Regions from separate parts of the Homo sapiens genome. Here region 2 is linked to region 1. Evidence: chromatin loops called from intact Hi-C (ENCODE). Cell type or tissue: gastrocnemius medialis. All regions are shown on one strand. Each heading gives the region's core, and the rest is flanking DNA. Links, peaks and the distances in the headings are about the cores only.

Region 1 (5,108 bases), core at 1,409-3,908:
GTGTTGGGAGAATGTCTCTTCTTGTTCCCTGCCATTGTAGGAGGCATGTTTTTTTGCAACCAGCAGCTTTCCATGCCTTTCTTTTATTTTGGTAACTGGACGTAGAGTGGGCCAAGAAAGCATCAACCCACTGCTAATTAAACAGATTTATCCAACTGGATATTGTTAGGAGAATTTAAAATATAAATTGATGAGTGCTTGTTTGGTGCCATTTGAAGTAAAAACTGAAAGGATTTATGGGCTGAGAAGAAAAAGTCTCAGTGTCTCAGATGAAAGCCAGAAAATTTAATGAATTTAAATGTATCCCACCAGGGTGGCCATATTTCTTCTCACTGTGAGACACTGATGCCTCTCAAATTAATGGAAGCAAATTACTATCTTAATCTGACAAATCTATCACTGTTTTATCAAATCAGTTTGCTGGCTCTCAAATAGATCGGGGGAAATAGTAGAGGAGTATCAATGGACTTCTTTCAAAAGAGTCGTGGGCACCCAATACTCTAAAAGACCGTCCTGAGCTCTGCTGTCTTAGACTCACTTCCTCAGACAGAGGTCTTTATGCAAAAATACCTGTAGGAACAAACTCTAGGCAATACCACACTCGAAGCCCACAGAGGGCTGGACCTCTGCCAGCATTTTCTGTCTGTTGCTCTACCTTTTCCGACATAATGAATCTGTGGCCTCCAGAGAACATTTACGAGGACTGTGAACACAGGACGCCTGTGGGGAGACCTGGCTCTCCTGAGCAGCTTTCACTTTATATGCGAGCTCCTTTGCAAGCCAGACCCCCATGCAGCCTGTTGAGAAACCACATTGCCATAACTAACCCGTCAAGTAAATTCTACCACCCCATGGTGGAAATGCTCAATGTGTCTACTCCAAACCTTCTTTGTGGAAATACTTGTGCCATTTATTTGGAGGCATCCTATAGCAAACCGAAGCGTTGGGGATTCTGTAGCCATGTGGAAATGCATGTGCTTCTGTACTTACTTCCATGATGACAGAAGCCAACCACGTAAGTGTCACAGAAACACTGCCATCTCTGCTTCTCTGGCAAATTGGACAATTAAGGCTTATTTCCTACAAGTATGTCTTTCTTTCTTAAGTTGTGTGTTCTTAGTACTTAAAAATGTTTTGATAGTTAGCCCATTAAATATTACCATTCTGGAGGTGGAATTTGCTTTAAAATGTTTCTTTTCCCTTTTTTTTTTCTTTTTTTTTTGCTTCTGCTCTATTCATATACTCTTTCATATTTTCTTTCCTTCTAGTTTTTCTTCTTTTCTTCAATACACTCTCCTTCCTGCCTCTTTCGGAAAAATCTTCCTGTCTTCTTGTCCTTCCTTCCTTCCCTCTTTTCCTTTCTCATTTCATTCTGTTTTTCTTTCTAGTATTTTTTCTACTGCATTTTTCTGAGTTAAGAATAAATCTAATTACTACGATTTTTTAAAAAGATAATTATTTTAAAGCAAACTATTAACTGTTCCTGTAAAAAAATGGTCTGTTACAATAAGCTCTGTGTTTACAGTTTAAAATTTATTTTGGAATAATCAGTGTCTGCATTTGTAAGTTCTGTTCATTTCTCTCTCTTTGGTATTGTACTAATAGCCACTTCATTATCATTTTAAATAATTCTTTGGTATAATTCATTATTAAATGTTGTTTTGAGAATTGTTTTCTCCAAGACTATTTTATTACCATCATGAAATTCATTTAATTAGTATGCTTGTAAAATTAGTACAAATTTTAAAAATAAAATGTAGAGATGTTACTAAGACTCGTTGCTTTAAAATATACTGCTGTCTTTTGGCGGGGAAATCTCAGAACATGAATAAAAATATTAAGAGTATATATGTTCTTCAATCCAGGAATCCCATTGCTAGGACTTTATCCTAAGGAAATACAAATATGGCAAGCATTCACCACTAGAATATTTGTTACAGCACTGTTTATAATAGCTATAAAGTGGAAATAACCTCAATGGCCCAAAACTGAATACTGGCTAAAAAAGTTAGGGTCATCCATTATATAAATTATCATACACCTGTTAAAAATTATATTGTAGGCCGGGCACGGTGGCTCACGCCTGCAATCCCAGCACTTTGGGAGGCCGAGGTGGGCGGATCACGAGATCAGGAGATCGAGACCATCCTGGCTAACACGGTGAAACCCCGTCTCTACTAAAAAATACAAAAAAATTAGCCGGGCGTGGTGGCAGACGCCTGTAGTCCCAGCTACTTGGGAGGCTGAGGCAGGAGAATGGCGTCAACCCGGCAGGCGGAGCTTGCAGTGAGCCGAGATCCCGCCACTGCACTCCAGCCTGGGCGACAGAGCGAGACTCCGTCTCAAAAAAAGAAAAAGAAAAAAATAAATATACATATATATATATATATAGTAGAAGAATATTTTTCATCATATGAGAAAATGTTTTGAGTATATTTTGAAGTAAATAAAACAGTTTACAAAATAAGATACATGTTGTGATCTCAGTTTAGTAGTACATTGCCTCTCACCTCCAAATCTACTTTCATGACCTGTTTTGCTTTCATAGGCTGGACCCTTCAAGCATTTTTTCCTTTGCAGCGAGAATGAGGTTTAGCTTGTCGGTAGAGGGCGCAGGAGAGACACTGCAGGAGGAAGAAGCTACCCCACGAGCCCCGCCCAAGGTTCCCGGACGTCCGTCGGACGGCCGTTGTTTTTCTACTTGCTCCTAGCGCACCACTGCCAGAAGCCTCTGCCCCTGCCACACACCCAGAGCATGCAGTTTCTCTGCAAGTTCTCAGAGAGCCCCAGCCGGTGACCCCCAACAGAGACACCACTCACCCCGGGCCTCTATCTGTCCTGCCAACAAGATGACTCTTTGTGCCCTGGCTGTCTCTGAGGACCTGCCCTGCAGACATATGTTCCCCCTTTTCCCTGCAACCATGCACCAGTTCTGTCTCAGGCAGCCAGGAGAGCTCCACCATTCAATGGAGCTGAGAATCTCTTTTCCCTCACTGTCTGAATCCGTCGTGGGGAAAAGGACCTCCTTCAAAGTGGTTCCTCCCGATTTTCATCCTCAGCCCTAGGATATTGTTTAGAGCATTGTTTTCACCTTCCTAGTTAGGCCTACGTTATAGTTAACAATTATTTATAATAAATTTTCCCTGTTCAAATTACTGTGTGGTTTCTGTCTCCTGATTGGCCTATGACTAATAAACATGTTTATGTAGAAGAGAGGAAAAAAAAGACTGAAACAAAAAGCCAAAACGTTAACAGTGGTTAACTCTGGGTAGTATAATTAGAGGTTGTTTTTATTCTGGCCTTTGTGATTTGCGATATTTTCCATAATATTTTGTAAAGAGCTTTTATTTCATTTACTTATTTTAGTTTCTATTTCTAAGACTATTGTGCTACCTATTTACCTGTGTAGCAAACCTGCATATTCTGCACGTGTGTCCCGGAACTTAAAGTAAAATAAAATAAGATTATTGTGCTAGCAAAAGTTGAGTCTTGATAGTATATGTTGTTGCTACAAAATTCAGATTCAAAACCAAAATGATCGTGTTAGTTTGTCTTTTCAGTGAGCAAATTGGGTGAAGCTTGCCTGACAGTGGGACCACACAGAGCCATGTAATTCCTACTAAGAACTGGCCTCTATACAGGGATCACCCACTCTCAGCTCCCTGAACCTTGGGTTTTAATGTCTGAACTCTGGTTTTAAAGTCAGCCTTTTAAAAAAATTTTTTTCTTATTTAACTGAAATTGCTGATCTCTGTATCATTCCAATTTTAATATATGTGCTGCCAAAGTGAGCACTAAAGTCACCCTTTTAATGCAAAAGTATTAAGAACTGTTTTTGTAAATAGTACGGCGATTTTTTTATTTTTATTTTTATTTTTGAGACAAGGTCTCACTCTGTCACCCAGGCTAGAGTGCAGTGGCATGATCACAGCTCACGGCAGCATCAACCTCCCAGGCTCAGGTGATCCTCCCACCTCAGCCTTCCTAGTAGCTGGGACTAGAGCTACAGCCACAGCCACACGCCACCATGCCCAGCTAATTTTTTGTGTGTGTGCGGAGATGGAGTTTTGCCATATTGCGCAGGCTGATCTCAAACTCTTGGGCTCAACTGATCCACCTGCCTTGGCCTCTCAAAGTCCTAGGATTACAGTTGTTAGCCACAACACCCAGACCAATGATTTTTAAGAGTACTATATTCATCTTGAAAAATACATCATGCAATGTTATTGCAGCCTTCTGCTTTTTAGAGAGACATTTCTATACAAATAGCAAATTGGCTTGTTGCTGTTTCAGCAGAAGTACCACTAATGTAAGAAGGAAGCCATGGTAGGCAAAATTCAAAGATAGCTTTCCAGATACTCAGCCTGCAGTACACACTCCTTCTCCCAGTTATTCAATCAAACACTGCCATGAAAGGATTTTTGCAAATGTAATTAAGGTCCCAAGCCAGTTGACCTTAAGATAGGAAGATTATCCCAGCGGGCCTGACATAATTATATGAGCCCTTTAAAAGTAGAGGATTTTCTCTGGCTAGTTGCAAAAGAGGATCAAGTCAGGTTGAGAGCCCAAGGGGGATTCAACTTCACCATGTGTGAATTTTGAAGATGCAGGAAGCCAAGTGGTGGGGAATGTGGGCAGTCTCCAGGAGGTGAAAACAGCCCCAAGCTGACAGCCAGAAAGGGAACAAGGACCTCAGTCCTGCAGCCACAAGGAACAGAATTCTGCCAACAATCTGAAAGAGACTGGAAGCCCAGGCCTCCAGATTAGAATACAGTGACTAAAAAGCAAACATTGGATCTAGCTGGATGCCACTTATTTTCCAGTGTTCAGTGACACAGACTATAAGCCCCTTGAAGGTACAACATATTCCTTGGGATTATGACCCTTAATTCCCATACATCCATATGGTTGTCCTTGTTGAATAACCCTTCCCCACTACCAACACACACAGTGTTCTGGATTAGGGATTAATATTCTGGATTACAGAGTCTGTGGATTAGTGGTTGGCCGTACTAGATTGCTTTTCTTCCCTTGAGGATATGTTTACAAAGAGTGACTTCATGGTGAGCAAAGACTTGAGATATGACTAGTACTTCTCATATTTTGGT
Region 2 (4,209 bases), core at 399-2,898, 220 kb after region 1:
ACTGCCTTTGTGGTATTTCTTACAGCCGTCATTTACCATTATCGCATAGGCAGTATCTGTTTTCTCCACCAGATTAGAGACTTCCTGAGGGCAGGGGGGTGATATTCAGGTTATCTCCCTGTGAGTCCTACTATACCATGTATGCACCTTTTTGCTGTTTGGATTATGAGGAAGGAATAGGGGTGCCTGGGGGCAGCTGCTGATTATCAACTTGTGTAAGCATTTCAGCACAGTAATGACCAGCATAGCACTGTTTCCATCTGCAGCCCCTAACACGTGATCTGCTGCATAGTAGGTGCTCAATAAAGATTTGTTGATGGAGGCCAGGCCTGGTGGCTCACGCCTGTAATCCCAGCACTTTGGGAGGCTGAGGCAGGTGGATCATTTGAGGTCAGGAGTTGGAGACCAGCCTGGAAAACATGGTGAAGCCCCATCTCTACTAAAAATACAAAAATTAGCTGGGTGTGGTGGCACGCTTCTGTAATCCCAGCTACTTGGGAGGCTGAGGCAGGAGAATCACTTGAACCCAGGAGGCGGAGGGTGCAACGAGCCAAGATTGTGCCTTTGCACTCCAGCCTGGGCAACAGAGCAAGACTCTGCCTCAAAAAAAACCAAACAAACAAAAAAAGGGTTTGCTGATGGAATGTTGTCCCTTTCTCAGGTACCTTGAAGTGAATGATATGCCCCTTGGAGACAATGCCCATGTCTTTCAGGTCTTCTTCCTCCAGCAGCAGCAGCCGCTTCCCTGTAATGTTGTTTTCTTTAAACAAGCTTGCATATACACTCATCTCTGCTGAAGAGTCACCTGAAGGAAGTGATTAGAAAGCAGAATAAAATTAGATGAAATCACATCCAAAACAAAGTTAACTCCATGATTGAAGAAGGTAACTTATTCCACTTGCCTTTTCTGACGAGCTGCTGAACCCAACAATACTGTGAAAGAGAGGACACATACGGTTTTGAAGATTCACACATGGTCAGTGGCCAGTCTTCACAGTAAACATAGAGTTTTCAATAGATCAAAATAACTTTAATTCCTGGCTCAACCACAAAGGTAAAATAGAAGACTTTCTCTTTGTAGTTTTAAAACCTCAAGCTTTCAAATGGGAGATATCCCTCTCTTCGGGGGTCTTGGACAGTTAAAAGCCCCTTGGTTTTCCTCCTTCTTTGGGAGATATTTTTAAATCCTTTCAAGAGGGTTCTTACTTATAGTGATTTTTCCATTTATGTGCCAGTGGTCCCCTGGATTGCTGAGGGGCACCAGTTTACTCAGGAATTGTATGAGTTCCAGGGACCACACAGCAGTGGACAGAGCAACAGACAGAAGGAATCTTTTGTTCTAGGCCAGGTCATGAAGTAGCCACGTGGCCCCAGCCAAGTCAAAGTGTGGAGCTTCCTATGTAGAATGAGGAGATTGGACCCAGTGACCCTTAGTCCCTGTATATCACAGGGTCTGGGTTTACTGGTGGCCTCTCACAGTACCTTGGTGAGGAGAGAAGGATGGGAGGCCAGACTCAGTCCCTGTGATTCTCTGGGGAGCCCTCAACTCTGGAATTTTATTTAAGTGGCCTGGAAGCCACTCAGCCTCAGAGCAAAGACTAAAAATAGCTGTTAGAACTCAGTGATTTTTCAAAAATTTCTTTTCAAATGACAGGGGAAACTCTGCAGCTAGGGATAAAGAGATGATATCCAGGCTTGTGAATAAAGGAGACCCTGAGTCCTCTTTCCTTGTTAAGCAAGGCTGGCAGGAAAGTGAGACTCACTGGGGCTCAGTGAATGGGAAGAAATAGTGGCAACTGGTGCCAAGTTTCCTTACCCTACGGAAGCCAAAGAGGTTAGCTAATGTTGAAAGCAGGTGCACTTCAAAAGAATACAAAGGGCAGAGAGGGAAATGCCTGGGCCCAAAACCAGGTTGAGCTAGGTAAACAGATCTTTTGAGGAGTTTCCAGTAGCTAGTCTGCACTTTGTGGCACCTGGTCTGTTCCCTGGGCTGGAGCCCAAACCCACTAAGGCTGGCATTACATCTTTTGTTTTTTTCATTTTCATTTAGTGATACCCTGAGCTTGTTAAATAGACCTGGATAGCATAAGTCCCTGAGTTTTATAGAACTTAAAAAAAATTTTTTTTTTGAGATGAAGCCTTGCTCTGTTGCCCAGGCTGGAATACAGTGGTGTGATCTCAGCTCACTGCAACCTCCACCTTCCATATTCAAGCGATTCTCTTGCCTCAGTCTCCCAAGTAGCTGGGATTATAGGCATGTGCCACCACACCTGGCTGATTTTTGTATTTTTAGTAGAGATGGGGTTTCACCATGTTGGCCAGGCTGGTCTCGAACTCCTGACCTCAAGTGATCCTCCTGCCTCAGCCTCCCAAAGTGCTGGGATTACAGGCCACCGTGCCCAACCTAGTCTCTGAGTTTTCACATCAGGAATTTTCATACCTGTTTTGTCACTAAAAAAATAGATATGGTGATGTAACAGACTAAGTTGGATTGTTTCTCAGGGTTTCTATCAAGAATGCAGAGTGCAGGACTTCTTTTGGACTTCAACAGTCTGAGTGCAGCCTCTCAAAAACATAGGGCTTCTCTGGCTAAAGCTACAGAGAATGTCTGGGCGTGCTTGTGTCTATTCCCACTTGGGAGGCCAGAATAAGGCTGGCAAATATGATGCCTCACTTTCAAACAGGCCTGAGGTGGAAGGAAAGCCGGTTCAGCGGTGTACCAGCCCAGCACTGCCTTGACCAGATCCTCCTCTACCATGGCTCGAGGCCATCCCTGTTCTTGTAAAAAGATTTAATATCACTTTTTTTTCAAGTATGTTCATTTGTTTTCCCGAGCTGCCACTTTAATTTCCTCATGGGTATTTGTTATTGTATTCTGGAATAGTTTCAGAGTAATTTAGGAAGGTAGAACCCACTTAGAAGATTTGCAGAGATACTTGCTTTACTCTTGAGGCTTTATTTTCAATCATTATTGCATTAAAAACAGAAAAAAAGGCCAGGCACAGTGGCTCACACCTATAATCCCAGCACTTTGGGAGGCTGAGGCGGGCACGTCACTTGAGGTCAGGAGTTCGAGACCAGCCTGGCCAACATGGTGAAACGCCATCTCTACTAAAAATACAAAAATTAGCCAGGCATGCTGGTGGGAACCTATAGTCTTAGCTACTCAGGAGGCTGAGGCAGGAGAATCGCTTGAACCTCAGGAGGTGGAGGTTGCAGTGAGCTGAGATCGCACCACTGCACTCCAGCCTGGGAGACAGAGTGAGAAAAGAATTTGTCAACCTCTCCTAGTTAGACTTTCCTAAGGCCCAATCTCTTCCCCTAAAAACTTAGGGAAAAATTTATGAAATACCTGCTCAAGTCAAATAAGGCATGAATACAAAGAGCTTACCACATCGTCTTCCGTCCATGCACCAATCTCAAAGGAAGGCAGCAGCTGCATGGGAAATATGCATGAAATGAAAAAAAAAAGTAATATTATCATTGTCTTTTTGGTTCATCCTCTTGTCTCACTCTTTCAGCTCTCAGCTGCTGCTCTGGCTTGGTTCCTCCTGCAGGTTGGGTTGAATGGAAAACAGTTTTCCTGACCTTAAGAGGCAGTTCTCAGTGCTCCAGTAATGTTCACCAATCTCTCAGTAACAATTCATGTACTTTGGGAGCTGTATCATATTCCTTTGTTGGTACCTGGTTTTTACATCCCACAATCAAGCCTCAGCAGTCAAGCAATTTCTGACATTTTCTCAGAGACCTAGAGTCTTCCTCAGAGTCTCAGCCAACATGAGGACTGTTGGATTATTAATGAAAATTCCAAAGCAACCACTTAGTAACCAGATCATGTATTATGCCTGTTCTCAAGGGGGAATTTCTAAGTGTTGAAAGATCTCATTTGCACAATATTTTAAAAACCAAATGTTAGCACTCACGGATGAAGAAGGACATGGGAAATTGGTACGGTCCTAAGAAACCCAGGCTGCAGAGTTGCTCTAACTAAAACAGATTAAAATACCTCCCTGTGAGGTTCACAAGTACAAATGAAGATGCCTCCAGAGGACTTCAGCCTGCACCATTTTCAGAGCCAAAGAACTACTTACTGTCTTCAATATATGCCCCATGGCCATCTAAATAATAAATGCTTACATAATTTTTAGAAGTCTGTGTGTCCTATAAGTCAAATTAGAGTTTGGTACAGCTATTAGCTTTAACTAGCCT

Evidence for each region. A loop is a pair of places that touch in the nucleus more often than their neighbours do. Peaks named below come from ENCODE experiments on the same cell type or tissue, not always from the same donor. Only the 100,000 strongest peaks of a DNase experiment are listed, where the experiment ranks them.
Region 2: a loop joins it to region 1, with 2.5 times the contacts of the local background. A loop is called at or near these places in 1 of 110 quality-filtered maps.

Annotation. Positions count from the first base shown.
Region 1 is chr2:173,446,878-173,451,985 of GRCh38, reverse strand. No RefSeq gene overlaps it. Among named protein-coding and RNA genes, the nearest start is that of CDCA7, 95 kb to the right of the region's middle. RefSeq lists an enhancer at 656-725. In gastrocnemius medialis, for the core only: a CTCF peak has its summit at 2,616 (motif pointing right); a DNase peak (open chromatin) is centred at 2,655; H3K4me3 peaks cover 344 bases; H3K27ac peaks cover 393 bases.
Region 2 is chr2:173,228,916-173,233,124 of GRCh38, reverse strand. MAP3K20 (mitogen-activated protein kinase kinase kinase 20) reads right to left here. Exons shown (of 20, transcript NM_016653.3): 12 at 3,392-3,436; 13 at 903-933; 14 at 666-805. The region is part of intron 2 of MAP3K20-AS1 (MAP3K20 antisense RNA 1); the gene reads left to right. Among named protein-coding and RNA genes, the nearest start is that of MAP3K20-AS1, 51 kb to the left of the region's middle. In gastrocnemius medialis, for the core only: no CTCF peak of the experiment used is centred there; a DNase peak (open chromatin) is centred at 1,902; H3K27ac peaks cover 2,224 bases.